Linked DNA regions of Homo sapiens: region 1 is linked to region 2. Evidence: read pairs that join two places in POLR2A ChIA-PET (ENCODE). Cell type or tissue: PC-9. All regions are shown on one strand.

The links. ChIA-PET counts read pairs that join two places held together with the same protein. Peaks named below come from ENCODE experiments on the same cell type or tissue, not always from the same donor. Only the 100,000 strongest peaks of a DNase experiment are listed, where the experiment ranks them.
Region 1: POLR2A ChIA-PET joins it to region 2 with 14 read pairs; 1 of 35 experiments calls an interaction of 5 or more read pairs at or near these places.

Annotation. Positions count from the first base shown.
Region 1 is chr14:103,132,690-103,140,689 of GRCh38, reverse strand. It overlaps TNFAIP2 (TNF alpha induced protein 2), which reads right to left. Exons shown (of 12, transcript NM_006291.4): 9 at 7,818-7,940; 10 at 7,173-7,328; 11 at 6,887-7,008; 12 at 3,251-5,471. The coding sequence ends at 5,330. It also overlaps the pseudogene NDUFB4P11. Among named protein-coding and RNA genes, the nearest start is that of TNFAIP2, 13 kb to the right of the region's middle. RefSeq lists enhancers at 244-293, 324-373, 4,877-5,378, 7,282-7,850, 7,851-8,000. In PC-9, CTCF peaks have their summits at 318, 550 and 3,606; DNase peaks (open chromatin) are centred at 179, 3,509 and 3,869; H3K27ac peaks cover 6,081 bases.
Region 2 is chr14:102,184,136-102,192,135 of GRCh38, reverse strand. All of the region lies in intron 1 of WDR20 (WD repeat domain 20), which reads right to left. Among named protein-coding and RNA genes, the nearest start is that of WDR20, 48 kb to the right of the region's middle. RefSeq lists enhancers at 6,793-7,292, 7,293-7,794. In PC-9, a CTCF peak has its summit at 5,459; DNase peaks (open chromatin) are centred at 4,185, 4,885 and 6,525; H3K4me3 peaks cover 1,799 bases; H3K27ac peaks cover 6,114 bases.

The DNA of each region.
Region 1 (8,000 bases), 950 kb before region 2:
TTCCTAACTTCTGTCCCCATCCAACCCTGTTCACCTCTCTCTCTCTCTCTCTCTCTCTCTCTCAGACACACACACACACACCACAAACTCTGCTCTGCACTGTGCTTTTTTCCACTTAACGTTATGTGTCCTGAATGTCAACATGAGAACAGAGAGAACTTCCTCATTCTTTTTCACCGCCACATAGTACTCCATTGTTTGGGTGCACTGCAGTGATTTCCCTGGTGTCTGCCGATGGGCATTTAGGGAGTTTCCAGTATGTTGCTACTGTAACTGAAGTGACTAGTCTGGCACTCAAGTTGCTTTGCATAGCTGGTAGAGCATGGATAAGGTACATTCCTGGAAGGAGAATGGCTGCCTCACAGGTTCCTGCATTTGTCAGCCTGACCCGGAAGCCCAAATCACCCTCCACAGGGGCTGTGCAAAATGATGCCCCCAAAGCAGTGAGCGAGAGAGAGGGCCTGGCGGCCGGCAGCCTCGCACACAAAGTGTTGTCACTCACCGGGGTATTGGTCACTCTAATGAACCACATGCCCATTCTGCAGACATCTCAAACTTTAAAAAAAAAAAAGATTAATAGAAGATTTATTTAGCAAAAATACATATAGCCATTATTGCAAGACTTAAATGAGATGTTAAATGTTCAACCCAATTTTCTTTCCTGGATAAGTTTTTCTTTCATATCCCTGTCAGTTTTGAAAACATAATACCAGAAGAAGGGGGGCCCAATTCCACAGAGAGCTCCCAAGAGTGAGTTTCTGGGAGTGAGTCTGAAGTTGAGATAAACCTTTGCTGATCTTGCTTACGTTCAATGCATCTGGGCAGCGTCTTTGATGAGCCCTGGCGGTTAGGCTGGTGGCACTGAAGCAGGCCTCCAGGGTCTCCTGTTTAAGCAGGATTTTAAGGCCAACCCTGCGGCTTGCGCCTGCTGGGTTTCTGGAGATGTGTCATATTCGGCTGGGTTGAGGGTCCAGGGCAGAGTGGCCAGGCATGAGAGAAAATACTTTGGGTCAACACCTGTGAAAAGAAGGAAAAAATAAAAATAAAAAAAACACCAGAAGAATACTTTGGGAACAACATCGTGGTGACACAGGGCACAACTGCGAGTGCGGAGGGACCTCTCCCCCTGAACTTGACCAAGCGCTTCCTCAGCCCTTTCTCCCCTCCCAGGCCCTCCCTGTCCCTGGAAGCAGCCTGGTTCCCTCCCGGTCTCTTAGAAGCCCCTGGGCTGCTCTTTCCCTCAGCCCACCGAGAGCTCGCTCCATCTCACTGCACGAGGGGGCCCTCGCTGCCGCCCTCATCTCTCCCCTGGGGACCCCAGCGCCCCCGAAGGGCAGAGGGGTCTTTCCAAGCCATAAATCCCATGAGTTGAAACTCGCGTCTCCAGCCCCTTCCAGCCCCGCTCCCCAGCTGGAAGGAGCCCACTTACCGGCCCCCTCCTTCCTCCTGCGGAGTCTCCTGTCCAGGATCCCTTTTCCCCAGTCCTGCCGTCTTTCTTTGCCTGAAACCTGGAATTCCTCCCCGTTCCCGCCCGCCGGCCTCCGCAACCTCCTCCCTCCCCCGCAGCGCCCAGCCCGGGTCTGCTCCAGGCACCTCCTCAAGACCGGGCCTCCAGCGACTGTCCCTTTGAGCCGCCCTTTCACCCGCAGGCACCCCCGGCCCGTCCCCGCGCCTGCACTCAAGCTGCTTGTTTGCTTGCTCCTGGCTCCTGCAGGGAGCGTCAGCCCCCGGGCTGCTTCCCACTGCTGGAGGCCGGGGGCGCCCGGTGTTCCGCGGGGGCTGCGGCCTCCCCGCTCCACCCCTGCTCACAGGAGCCTGGGCAGCCCGGGGCCCGTCCTTGCACAAAGGCACCAGGCCTGGCCCAGGCCCCGCTCCGCCCGCCCTGTCCCCGCGCTGGGGGACTCGCTCCCCTCCGCCGGGCAGATCCTCCTCTCCGGGGGATTTTCCTGGAGAAGTTACTGGTGCAGATCCAACAGCTGGCGGGACAGTGACCCGGAAGGCCCCCGCCCCGAAAAGCAGGAACAGCAGGAACCTCCAAGGCGCCGCCCGCACCCTCTTCCTCCTCGCCTGGGGCCTCGCGCCCGGAGCCCGCCCCTCTGCCAGGGGTGGACGCAGCCCGGGGAGGGGGGTCCACCTGGCCCCAGGTCCCGCCGCGCTCCGACGACTCGGCCCGCCCTGGCCGCCGCGAGGCTGGGGGTCACTTTGGGACCTAAGTCCGCCCCCGTGGGAGAATGTGTGCCAGGGCCCACTGACAGCTTCCATCGGGGCTCAGGCGCCATCTCTCCCCACGTTTGCCCAGGGTCAGGGGGCCATGCAGGGGAGAGTCGCGCTGCCCCCACTTCCCCCTGACCCTGTGCTCCGAGGAGAGGAACGGGAACTCGCCCGCCCAAGGCCCACGCTCCCCACGTGGCTCAACCAGGCCAGGACCTCGCAGCCACATGGACCGGCGGGTCCAGGAGCCGGGCAGAGGGTCTCCGTGCCAAGCCGCACTGCCCCTGGCCCTCGTCTCCCTCCTTTCTCTCACTGCACGGTGGCCTCATGCCATCCGCTTTGGCCCCAAGAATGGAACTCAGGAGAAAGGGCCTGCCCTCCCCCACCCCCAGCTCCGGGCTGTCCCAGGCCCTGCTGAAGCCCACACCCCTCTTCAGGTGCACACGGCTCCCCTTGGGGCCCTCCCCGGCCTCTGTGCAACGTTCATCAAGGTACCCTTCTTCCCTTCCAGGGACTCTGCTCCTTCCCAAATTCCAGGCCAGATTGGCTGCGGAGAGGCCCACCCTTCCGTGGCAGCTGAGCCCGTCTCTGAATACAAACCAGACCTCCTGTGTCCACAGCTGTAGCTTTCAGGTCAATGCCAGCATGGTAAGAGTCAGTTCCCACTCTGTGTCCCGTGCATGCGGTTGAAATGGCTGCCCCGTGTCCACCCCACCCTCTTCCTCAGTAAAGGACGGTGGAGGAAGCCCCAAAGGGTCACAGTCCCCTTTTTACAGATGAGGAAACTGAGGCACGGAAGGGTGAAGTGACTGTCCATGCCCTACAGGCAGACACTTCCAAAGCTCCTGCTCACAGTGAGGGGATGGTGGGCCATCTCCTGCCTGGACCACATGAGGTGCTCTGGGGGCTGGGACAGGCTGGGGATTGACACAGAACCTAGGTAGGTTTGCCCGGACCCCTAGAGGCTCAGAAAGCTGCTAAGGCTGCCTGGCTGGGCCCCCCATCATTGTGCAGCTCCCAAAATAAATCACTCCACAGCCACTTTTGAATTCTGTTTTATATCAAGCTATAAAAACCTGGATCCTGTTCAACATACATACAAAAGCAGTACTCTAAAAAATAATTATTATTATATTAACAATATCAAACACGCTAACTCCTACACACGTACAAAGACCTTGGGCATCCTTTATACCGGCCACTTCCTGGCCACAGCTTTGTAAGGCAGTACCTGGGAAAAGGGGACGGACCCAAGAGAGCCGGCCCCAAATCCTGACTCAGCACTGCAGAGGCATCAGCCGGGCTGAGTCATGCCTGAGTCCGAAGGGCCCCCTCTCAGGCTGAGAAGGAACTTTCAGGCCCAGGGAGGAGCAGAGCCTTAGGGGGAGCACATGCCGAGCAGGAAAACGAGCTCACATTTTCCTGGGGTAGAGCGAGGTGCCCGGCAGGGCAGGGGATGAACGGAGGGTGCGGTGGGCAGAATAACGGCCTCCCAAAGATGTCCACGTGACAGTCCCCAGAGCCTGTGACTATGTTAGGTTACACAGCCAGTGGGAACTAAAGTTGCAGATGGAACTAAGGTGGCTAATCAGCTGACCTGAAAATAGAAAGACGACCTGGGTTCTCTGGGTAGGCGCAATGTGATCATAAGCGTCCTTAAAAGCGGTAGAGCAGGCCGGGTACAGTGACTCATGCCTATAATCCCAGCACTTTAGGAGGCTAAGGCTACAAGATCCCTTGAGCCCAGGAGTTCCAGACAAGCCTAGGCAACAGAATGAGACCCTGTATCCACAAAAAATATGTAGCTGGGCGTGGGGGATTGTCTCAGGGGACTGAGACAAGAGGATCACTTGAACCAGGAGGTCCAGGCTGCAGTGAGCCTTGATGCCATGACCAGGCCACTGCACTCCAGCCTGGGCAACACAGCAAGACCCTGTCTCAAAAAAAAAAAAAAAAAAGTGGTGGAGGGAGGCAGGAGAGGGGAGGCCTCAATGAGGTGACGGGAAAAAGATTCAACTACCCACAGCTGGCTCTGAAGATGGAGGAGCCTGAAGTCAAGAATTACGGTCAGCCTCTAAAAATGAAAAGGCCAGAAATGAATTCTCCCCTAGAGCCTCCAGAAGGAGTGCAGGACTGCCGACACCCAGATTTGAGCCCCGGGTCAGCCTTCTGACCCGCAGAACTGGAAGACCTCGTTTTGATCCACGAAGTTTGTGGAAACCTGTCACGGCAATAGGAAACAAATACAGAGGCCAAAGGGTCAACAGTGAGAGGTCAAGCTTGCCCTGCCCCTGCCCAGACCTCAGCCAGACTTCTGGGTGGCAGGGCCCACGGTGGCACCCCCAGGGCCTGTCCCTGCCTTGGGGAAGGGGGAGCCTGAGAGGACCCAGGAGGTCTTGGGCCCTTCGGTAGTAGACACCAAGCCCTCGGGGGACCACCCTCTAGTTGAGGCCTTGGGGGATGAAGAGGGAGGGCTCAGGGCCCCATTGCAGGGCCAGCCTGTAGGGGCCGTGGGGCCACCTGGATGTGACGTCTAATGCTGGCGGTGCTCACAGCTCGCCACAGGACCCTAAAAGCCCCTGCCAGACGAGAGCTCATCTTTTCCTTCTTTCTCTTCCAGTTCTGTCTTCCATTCCACCATTGCTGAATCCCGCTCACGGCGGCCCTGGGCTGCAGAGGGCAGATGGGTGAGGCTCGGCCCCTGTCTCCAGAGAGCTGAAGAGGGCCCTCGGCCCCACCCACGAGGAGGACAGTCATGAGGCCGACTGTGGAGGGGCTCTGGACAGAGGTGTCCGGGGATCCCTGAGCCTGGCTGCACTCTCCCTCCTGGTTCTTTCCTTGCGTGCACACGATCAGCTATCGTTTACAAAGAGTCCTTGGTGTTGCCTGGTTGGCTGCCCAGGATGGGAGCTCCTGCCCCCATCGGACATGTAAACAAACCAAGGTCTGTCCAGTTCCAGCTGACAGGGCCTGCACCTCCGCCAGGGCTAGGCAGAAGTAGCATCAGAGCACAGGAGACCCGGGAGGAACCGAGAACCAGCGCTGCTCTTAACAGCTCCCAGCGGGGTGTGCCCAAGGCTTGCTGGGCACTCACAGGCAGGTCAGGCCACAGGAAAAGCTAACCAACCTTTATAAGGGAAAATAGGGGCCGGGAGGGCTCCTGCGCCCCCATGCTGACGTCCAAGATGCTCCGGATGCGCTTGACCTCACTGTTGGATAGGTTCCCCTTGATGGCCAGGATAGCGCTCAGGTGGCCTTTGCTGGCAAAGAGAGCATCCTGTCAGCCCAGCCTGTCACCCACACCCCTACTCACCAGCTCCCTGCACTCCCGGCCAGTGCCACAGGGCCCGACAGCCAACGCCCGGCCCACGAGGGGGCTGCACTTCACTCTCCCTCACCCATGCCCTCCACCTGATGGTCCCAAGAGCAGCCATGCCCCAGCCTGCTTCAGGCCTCCGCACCGGCTGTTCCCCTGCAATGTTCTTCCCAGGCCCTGAGATGACCGCCTCTTCCCACCCCTTAGGTCTCCGCTAAGATGTCCACCCCCAAAAGGCTTTCTTGTCTCTAAAGTCGGCACCTCCTATCATTCACAACCTTGGTTAAACCCTATTTACAACTTGTAATTGTCTGTTTCTTTGCCTGATTATGTCATTAGTATTGCTGGCCCTCAACAGAATGAGCTACTTAAGGGAGGACTGAGACCTGGCTTCCCTTGTACTTCATTGCATCCTGGTAACTAGAACAGAGGCTGACACCTAGCAGACTTCTCCATAATTGTTGGTGGCATAGGTAGATGGATGGTGGGTGGGTGAGCAGATGGATGAGAGCTAGATGGGTGGAGGGATGGGAGCATGGATGAGTGAGTAGATGCATGGGTGGATGGGTGGGTGGGTGAGTGGTTGAGTGGATGGATAGCTAAATGGGTGGAGGGGTGGATGGATGAGTAGATGGGTGGATGGGTGCTTACATGGGTAGGTGGATGAATAGATGGATGGATAGACGGGTGGGTGGGTGGGTGGGTGGATGGGTAGACAGGTGATGAGTGGGTGAGAAGATAGACGGATAGCCAGATGGGTGAAGGAATGGGTGGATGAGCAGATGGGTGCTTGTATGGTGGGTGAATGAATGAATGGGTGGAATGGATCAGACAGGGACTGGACTTGGCGAAGCTGGGGTCAACCCTGTCAAGACCCATTCAAACTTACCCTAACATGTCAGAGGACCCAGCCCAGGAAGAAACAATGTCCCTGGCCCACCAGAACTTCAGGCAGCCAAGGGCTAAGCCTCCACTCCCGAATATGAGCCCTGGTCCCAGAGCATAGGCCTAGGCCGCAGAGGCCCCCCAGGCTGGGTGAAGCTGGCCTCTCTGGTCTCAGTCTCCCCTGTGAGAGGCAGTGTCAGGTAAAGCTAAGAGTGTGGGCCATGCAGCCAGACACTAACTAGCCGTGTCACCTTGGACACATCCTGTGAGCTCTCCAGGCCTCCTCTGTGAAACGGGAATGGGAAGTATTGTCCTCGTAGTGCTGTGGTGAAGGCCACAAGAATGAGCCCCTGGTGAGGTTCACACAGTGACTGGCACGTGGGCAGCTGCCAGGATCTGGGTTCCCAATGCCAGCCCTGTGAGGCCTTGGCCACAGTGATGTGACAGTGGTCCTGAGGTGCCCCAGGTTCTCACCTGAAGTCAGGGTAGCAGGTGGCATAAGTGGCCACCTCAATCTTGATGGCACTGGGGTCCTGCAGGCGAATGATCTCGGCCAGCGTAGGGAGAGCAGGCTGCAGCCAGGTCGCCGGGGAGCCCTGCAGGAGTGGGTGTGGTTGGAGGGACCCAGGGGTCCAGAGGCTCGGGTCAGCGACTCGTTGGGCTTAGAGAGGCACCAGCGGCCTATCTCCGACCCTGAAAGGGCTAGGGGAGAAGAGGCAGCCATTTCAGAGGGGCTTGGGAGAGGTGGGCAGCGGCTTACGTGCTGGGTGCAGAAGTGCTGGATGGTGTCAGCATTGGCCAGGATGTACCCAGCCAGCTGCTGCTGCTGCTCGGCCGTCTTGAGGACCAGGCGCCCCTTGCTGAGTTGGATGATGTACTCCTTCACCAGGTGCAGGTGCAAGGCCTCCATGAGCTCCTGGGAGGGCAAGCAGCCAGGGGCGTGTGAGCTGTCTGCTGATGGGGAGCTCGCCACCTCCCTTGAAGCCTTGTAGCCAGGCCTCCAGAGAGAGGCAGATGCCAGAGCAAAAGACTGCACACGTGCTCGTGCGTCCACATGTGTGCGTTCACATGCTCATGCGTTCACATGCGTGTGTGTTCACATGTGCATGCGTTCACGTGTTCACATGTGTGTGTTTACATGCTCGTGCCTTCACGTGTGTTCATATGTGTGCATGTGTTCACATGCTCGTGCATTCACATGTGTGTGTTCACATGCTCGTGCGTTCACATGTTCGTGCCTTCACGTGTGTTCACATGTGCACGTGTTCACATGCTCGTGCATTCACGTGTGTTCACATGTGCGCGTGTGAGCACATGTGCGTGAGTGTACACAGACGTGCTAGTGTGCGTGTCCGGGCTGCCCCCAACTCCCCAAGACCCAGCCACCAGCCCAGAGCCTCCTCACCTCCCGGAAACAGCCCTGCAGCTCTGAGAACTCAGGCAGCCTCGTGTCTACAGTGGCGATGATGTTTTCCAGGGTCTCCACAGGGGCCGCCCAGCGGGTGTGCGTGAACCTCTTGAACAGTGGCTGAGACAGGAGAGGCAGGATGTCTAGTCACGCCCTGGAGAGGAAGGGCTGCCAGCCGCA
Region 2 (8,000 bases):
TTAACAAACTTTCTTCTTAGGTCACTGCTCTTGAAGTGTACCAGTCCAGGACTAGTTTATTAGTCTGCAGTCAAATGCACTGCCTGTAGTACAGACATTGAGAATAAGAGTTTAGAAACTTTTATGGCAACGGACAAATTTTATATCTGTTGAATGTAATGATAAAAAGTTAGAGTTTATATTCTGTATGTCTTTTTCAGTTTCTTTTCCTATTAATTCTTTTTATTTTACAAAAGTATCAATCCACATAGACTAAAATTTTTTTAAAGTTGATCTGTCAACACTAGTGTGAGTGGCACTGTCTAGAAGACACAAAAGTAGACCTGGCTGACCCCAAGGAACACTTAGAATCTCTCTCACCTAAGGTCACTCCTCCCTCCCCAATCCCTTTCCAGTGGCACTGACCAAACGGGAACAGCAGAAGTCCAGCCAGGCAACATGTCACCTTTACCAAGTAAGAATTACCAAGAAGTCAGAAGTGACTGCTAGGTTATGTGCCCATAAAAAAAATTGTATTTCTGAAAAATCTATGGACTCCACTCTTGGGCCAGAGCTTTTTGGAGCCCCACCCCAGATAGAGAAAGGCCAGGTCACCCAGTGCCTGCCTTCATGTCCAAGCACAACCGTCTCCCACTCGCCTGTCCTCTTTCCATTAATCACTGAGTTCTAACTCAATTTCCACTGATAAGTGACCATCCTATTTCCTCCTCTTCTGGGGGGCGGGGGATGGGGTGTCTGCCAACATGCACTCTGAGCTCACATACCTTTTTAGGAGCAGGAGTAACCACCCAAGCCAGCTATTCCTCTTCCCCATGGGGTCATCAGCCCCTGGCAGATGGCTTCCCAGGCAGGGGCAGTCTGGTAGCGAGAGAAAGAGCCCAGACCAGGCAAGCCTAAGTTCAAATCCTGCCTTCCCTCTTGGTAGCCAAGTGGCCTTGGGCAAAGTGCAAGTTTCCTCTCACTAATAGGAGATCAAAGGCCCACCCCTCCCCTGCAAGGCAATGGTGAAGGCTGCAGATAACAGAAAGCACAGAGCACACAGAAGTATTTGGGTAGCTACCATTATTCATTAATTCCAGCCACATCTTATCTCTAATCAAAATGTCTCCTAATTTTTTTCTTTTTTTTTTTTTTTGAGATAGAGTCTCGCTCTGTTGCCAAGGCTACAGTGCACTGGCATGACTTCAGCTCACTGTAACCTCCACTTTCCAGGTTCAAGCAATTCTTGTGCCTCAGCCTCCTCAGCAGCTGGGATTACAGGCATGCACCAACATGCCCGGCTAATTTTTGTATTTTCAGTAGAGACAGGGTTTTACCATGTTGGCCATGCTGGTCTCGAACTCCTGACCTCAAGTGATCTGCCCGCCTCAGCCTCCCAAAGTGCTGGGATTACAGGCGTGAGCCACCACACCTGGCCTGTGGCCTCCTAATTTCTATCAAGTCAATGTAGGAAAAAGTACCTAGCACCCCTGCCCTCCAGGGTTCAGCCCCATCCTCCCCAACAGCAATATCACCTTCTGTCTAGTCAACACTTTTTTTTTTGAGACAGAATTTCCCTCTTGTTGCCCAGGCTGGAGTGCAATGGTGTGATCTTGGCTCACTGTAACCTCTGCCTCCCGGGTTCAAGTGTTTCTCTTGCCGTGGCCTCCTGAGTAGCTGGGATTAAAGGCGCCTGCCACCACACCTGGCTAATTTTTTGTTTTTTGTTTTTGTTTGTTTGTTTGTTTTTGGTATTTTTAGTAGAGACAGGGTTTCACCATGTTGGCCAGGCTGGTCTCAAACTCCTGACCTCAGGTGATCCACCTGCCTTGGCCTCCCAAAGTGCTGGGATTACAGGCGTGAGCCACTGCGCCTGGCCTAATCAACACTTCCTATGTGCCAGGCCTGCACCAGGAACTTTACAATCATCATCCAATCCAATCCTAGTCACCCCTCAAAGCTGGTACTAATGTATCCACATTACATTGATGAGGGACCTGGAAGGAAGTTCAGGGTCATGAGGCTGTGCTCTTATCAGCTCTACACCATCTTGCCTCTCCACCCTTCACTGGCCCTCCACACAACTCATAAGCAATGGCCAGAGCAGACAGCCCCTCTTTCTTGGCTTACGTCACCCTCTTGGTAGGGACAGTCTCCTTTGCCCACCTCCCCAGGAATCGTGCCCGTCAGTTCACGTCCCACCGCCCACAGCAAGGATTTTCCCAACCATTCTTTGTGCTGCTCCTGTATCTGAATTCTCAAGTACTTAATTCATTCCACAACATTTAATATTTAATCACTTATATGATTTCAGAATTGTTTTATGTCTGTTATAATCAATTAAAATAAAATTATAATAAAAACTCTTTTAAGGAGAACTTTATTAAACAGTTACCACTGTATAGTTCCACAAAATTAGTTTTTTTCAGCTTTCTGATAGATTCTACACACTGAGATTTCAAAAAATGGTTTGCATCCCAATTATTATCAATTACCTAAGTTCTTCACCGTAAGTTTTTTTCCACTCAGATTCTGACAGATAAACATGAATTTATAGAAGAACCAATTTATTAAACATTCTTATCCATTTTAAGAATCGGGTATTTGGTCTTCAGCCCCAGCAGAGGTATCCAGCCTGGCACAGAGGCTAAGTATTTGTAGAATACATTAAACCACAACTGTTTCTTAATTTTTTCTATGGAAAGTTTAAATTTTATCATTATGCTCATGAGTTTGCATAAGGAGTTACTGATTACAAATAATTTGACAGTCTCATCATACTTATTAAGTTCTCAACTTAATAGAAAAATTTTAAGTGATAGTTTTAAAATTCCTACTAAAGAAACAACTAGTTACCAAAGCCTCGATCAGTAAGTAAACATTTTTAAATGTAATACTTCTCTTTTCCTTGGACTTTTTCTTTTTCTTCATTACTATTATTATTATTGAGACAGGGTCTCGCTCTATTACCCAGGCTGGAGTGCAGTGGTGCGATCTGGGCTCACTGCGACCTCTGCCTCCCGGGTTCAAGTGATTCTCCTGCCTCAGCCCCCCGAGTAGCTGGGATTACAGGTACGTGCCACCACGCCCAGCTAATTTTTGTATTTTTTGTAGAGACGGGGTTTCAACCATGTTGACCAGGCTGGTCTCGAACTGACATCAAGTGATCTGCCTGCCTTGGCCTCCCAAAGTGGTGGGATTACAGGCATGAGCCATCATACCTGGCCTTCCTTAGACTTTTCATCCTTAAGATCTCTGGAATTTTTTTTTTTTTTTTTTTTTTTGAAACAGGGTCTCGCTCTGCTGCCCAGACTGGAGTACAGTGATGCAAATACAGCTCACTACAGCCTCAACTTCCTGGGCTCAACTGATTCTCCTGCCTCAGCCTCTCAAGTAGCTGGGACACAGATGCGTGCCACCATGCCCAACTAATTTTTTTTTTTTAATTTTCTGTAGAGACAGTGTCTTGCCATGTTGCCCAGGCTGGTATCAAACTCCTAGGCTCCAAGAACCCTCACATCTCAGCCTCCCAAAGTGCTGGGATTACAGATGTAAGTCACCATGCCTGGCTGGAATTTTTTTCTGGAACAATACTACTGAAATTCAGAGTCAGCTGGGTCAGTTTAGCATGGCACTAATGAGCCTATAGGTCCTTGAGGAATTTCTTTCCAGTACCACAAAGGGTCTGCAAAAGAAGCCCTCCAGTTCCAGTTCATGCCTTCACCATAGCCCTGCCTGCCCACTCTTCCCTCAGGAATGCTGCTGAGTGGACAGAAATGTGGAGGAAGGACTTGAACCCGAGAGGGGCTATTCCACCAAAGGCAAAAAGCTTGCAGCCTGGTTCCCACCAACTTAGTGGGCCTCAGTAGGGGGCTTTGGGAAGCCTGTGGCATCACAGGCAACAGCCATGTCACATCACATAGGCCTGGTAAAGTTTTACTTGATAAAACTCCTCAGTGCCCAGAAGCATCTGATGTGGTATGAAAAATATCTCAGAGCTCTTTTGAAAAATGTGTGTCAAATTATAATCTTAGACATAATTTTAAATGAATCAGGTGGAAATAGTGTAGGTAATAAAGGTAGTTTTATTTTCCCTAAATTTCACATCTTCCCTCCCCATCCCCACCTGAGAATCACCTAAGAGAGAACCGGTCTTGCAGAGTCTTGCCAGAAAAGTAAAAGATCCTTTTACTGGCATAGCTAACAGCTACCAAGTGCCTAATGCAGGCAGACCAGAAACTTACCTGGCCTACACCCAAAGCACTCTCTACCTCCTAAGTCCACTCCTCCCATCCTTAAGCCCCACCCCAACCAGCTTTATACTTGGCGCTCTGTTGGGTCCCCTGCCTGGCACCCCTGCCCAAAGGACAGCTTCAGGGCCCTCATCCAGCCTGGGTTTCCCCAGCTTAGCTCAGCCTCTCTAGCTCTGTGCCAGTCTCCTTCCACCCATTTCCAATCACATGCAATTCGCCCTACACTCTGCCAGACACATCTTCGGGAAGCCTTAGGTCACTCTCCCACTCCACCACTGCCACGGCTCTGCAGGGCCTACAGCTTAGCACTCACAGGCTGCCCAATGTGGCCTTATCACCCCCGCCCCTCCACATACATTACCCCAAAGACCCTTGGCTGCTGCCTGTGCTTCTGACACCTTGCCTTTCCTGCCATTCCTTCTTTCACCCAAAAAAAGTCCCCTATCCTCATATTCACAAAAGCAGAGATGTCATGTCCTCCTGAGCCCCCCCCCAGCCTATGTGTGACATTCTTCCAGACCCCTTCACCGATGCCTATCATTATGTGCCACACTTATTAGCTGCAATATGTTAACTATGTTCCATATATTGTGAAAGTCCAGCTCCTTTTAAAAACAAGAAAGAAGCCAGGAGGCTGCTGAGTCACTGACAGCCTGAATGAATTAATCAAAACTAGCTGGAGCAGTCTGAGTAACATCAAAGGTTGCCATAAGCCATTTTGAAAATCAGAAGAGAACGACTGTAGTGCTATTATCATTCCTCTTGACCACATCTCAGACAACCAAAACAGGGACCAAAAGTGGCCAAGAAATTACTTCCAAGGGCCACAAAGGATCACCTACTAGAAAAGAAGTGGAACGACTAGGGGCCTATCTTAAAACCTGAGATCCAAAATAAACCACACTGCAAAGACTGTTCCGCAGGTTTTCTTGGTGGAACTTTTTTTTTTTTCCTGAGACAGAGTCTCGTTCTGTCCCCCAGGCTGGAGTGCAGTGGCACGATCTCGGCTCACTGCAAGATCCACCTCCTGGGTTCACGCCATTCTCCTGCCTCAGCCTCCCGAGTAGCTGGGACTACAGGCGCCCCCCACCACCCCGGCTAATTTTTTTTATTTTTAATAGAGACGGGATTTCACCATGTTAGCCAGGGTGGTCTCCATCTCCTGACCTCGTGATCCGCCTGCCTCGGCCTCCCAAAGTGCTGGGATTACAGATGTGAGCCACTGCGCCCGGCCCTTGGTGGAACTTTTAACCTAGTCAGGCTTGGGGCTGCTAGTGCCTGTTAGGGATTGATTAGTCCACAGTCCAGGGCCTGGGGCTGGACCACATCTGCTTGTCACCCTGGTGAAACCGGAGGGGGGTGTTGTGGGGGGAGGCACTGAAGATGAAAAGAGACCTTGGCCAATCAGAGCTGATATTCACCTTTTGAACAAAGCTCAACTATGTAACCAAAATTTTCTTCAACATAATGGGAAATAACTGGGTGGGTCTAATGACAAAAATACCACACAGTGATTTTCAAACACCTTCAACTGCCCACACTTCATGTGTAGGCGAACAGTTTAACGCTCAAGTAACAATCAGCTGCACAGCACCACACAGATGCCAATTCCACAGTCCCACCGCTGCCCTTGAAGGGGCCACAAAACCAGGTTTACCTTATGGAAAGACCCACACAATCCATGTTTCTCACAGTATCTTCAATTCAGTAGTTACAGCCAACGTATCTGAACAGTTGGCATTAACAGTATGTAAAGAGCCTAACACTTGTTTAAAATATATGTATGTCAGAAACATAAGAAGTCAGTTAGGCTTGGGTCACTTATGCCCATAGGAAAAACAAACAGTAATCAATTGTACAGTTTCAGTGTTTCATTTCAAAAAGGACAAGAACTTATCTGTGTTATTTACCTCCCTGTCTCCAACATCTAATAGAGGGCCTGGCACACAGAAGGTTATCACTGAATATCTGTCACAGAAAGGAAACAATTCTGAAAATGGAGGAAAAGAACAGTGAAGTGATAGAAACCAAGAGACCTACAGCCAAATGTATATAAAAGCAAATATATAATGCTTTTTTTTTTTTTTTTGAGATGGAGTCTCGCTCTGTCGCCCAGCTGGACTGCAGTGGCGCAATCTCGATAATTCTTTTGCTGACCAAAATGCTAAGAATAAATGCCTTCTTGGGTGTCCATCCATGAAAGCAAACAGTCTCCATCAGTAAATATTAGTACATCACTTTACAGTTTACAAAGCACCTCCATGGATCAGTTTTTTGAAACCTCGCTACAAACCTGCGCAGTAAGTACAACTGCCACTCCCATTTTGTAAACAAGAAAATAGAATCAGCCGCCCAGAGGAACCCAGTGGTAGAGTCTGGCCATCGAAATTCCAGCCCGTGTGCCTTCTGCTGCACCGCCGTCTACTGCTGGGGTGATGCAACAGACATGTGAGGTGGCACCTAGTTCTACGATTCTATCACCATGTAACTCCATGTTCCTAGGCTTCTTGAAGTGGGACTCAAATATTCCAGCCTTTCTCAGTGTGGCCCAGATTCCAGATCTACCTCTTCTTTTCAATCATTTGCCTCACAGAATTATTTTATTAAAATGGAATAATATAAGTCCCAGCAGAATCCCTGGCACTTAAAAGGCACTCGGGAAACATTAGTTTCCTTCTGAATACATAAGGACTTGCTACTTATCATATGGGCTTTGAAAATTCTCATCATTCATTAATACCTTCAAAGAAACAGACATAAGGAAAAACAGAGATGTTTCTTTCTGCCCTAAATTTCCTGCAGAAGGACAGCAGCAGTGGAAGCCCACTTTCAGCAGGTTTTCCTTCCAGTATAATCTTCCAAAACAAAACAGTAGCTTCTCTTTCTTAGTTTCCATTCCTCCTTCATTCTCAAACATACTAGTACAGCCCACACTTGCTTGGCATTCCAAACCCATCCCCTTCACTAAAGACCAACCGTTGGTGCATTGTCTCTAGCGCGCTTCTGATGGGCTCTGACCTGGAATGAGCCCCGGCCAACCACGTTCAAGGGGCTGCGTTTAGCCGCAGCAAGGCTTTGAGAGGCGGCACAGAGAATTAGACAGAGGGGAGGCAGGCAAGACAATAAGTCAAACGTCAGCAAATAGCAAGATGTAAGACGTGTGGAACATCACCTTCATGTCATCCCAAAATGAGAAGAGACACACAGTCACAAAGTGCGTAACATGCGTTAAGTAAAAATTTCACAGTGACAATCTCTGGAATTGCTTGCTGCTCATCAGATGGCTTCTCCCAGGGGCCAGCAAAAGCCCCTCCTTTGGAGCTCTGCATCGGGTGGGGAGAGGGTGGCCACCAGGGGAAAGCAGGAACAAGCAGAGGGCGGACATTCTGTGGCAGCATCTTCCCTGGCCTAGCACCCTCAGTCAAGCATCTGCTGAAATAACAAGCTTCTGTTGTTCTCACATGTCACTTTTTCCTAAGGCAGCCTGTCATTTAGAAACTGCTAGCTATTACAATCTACTTCTCTTCCTTCAGAGTAGCTTCTTAAAGATGAACTTAAAAAACAGCTACACTGCAACATCTTTACCAGCTCTTCATTCTCTGATGCTGTACTCCACGGAAGGTTAGATCTCCTATCGCAAGGCAAGTCACCACAAATGGCTGTTGTGAGGCTTCCTTAGGCTAATGAAATACTGATTTCTTCATTAAAGAAAAGCTATGAATAAACATCAAGATAAATTCAATTTGCACACATACTAACACCAGATCT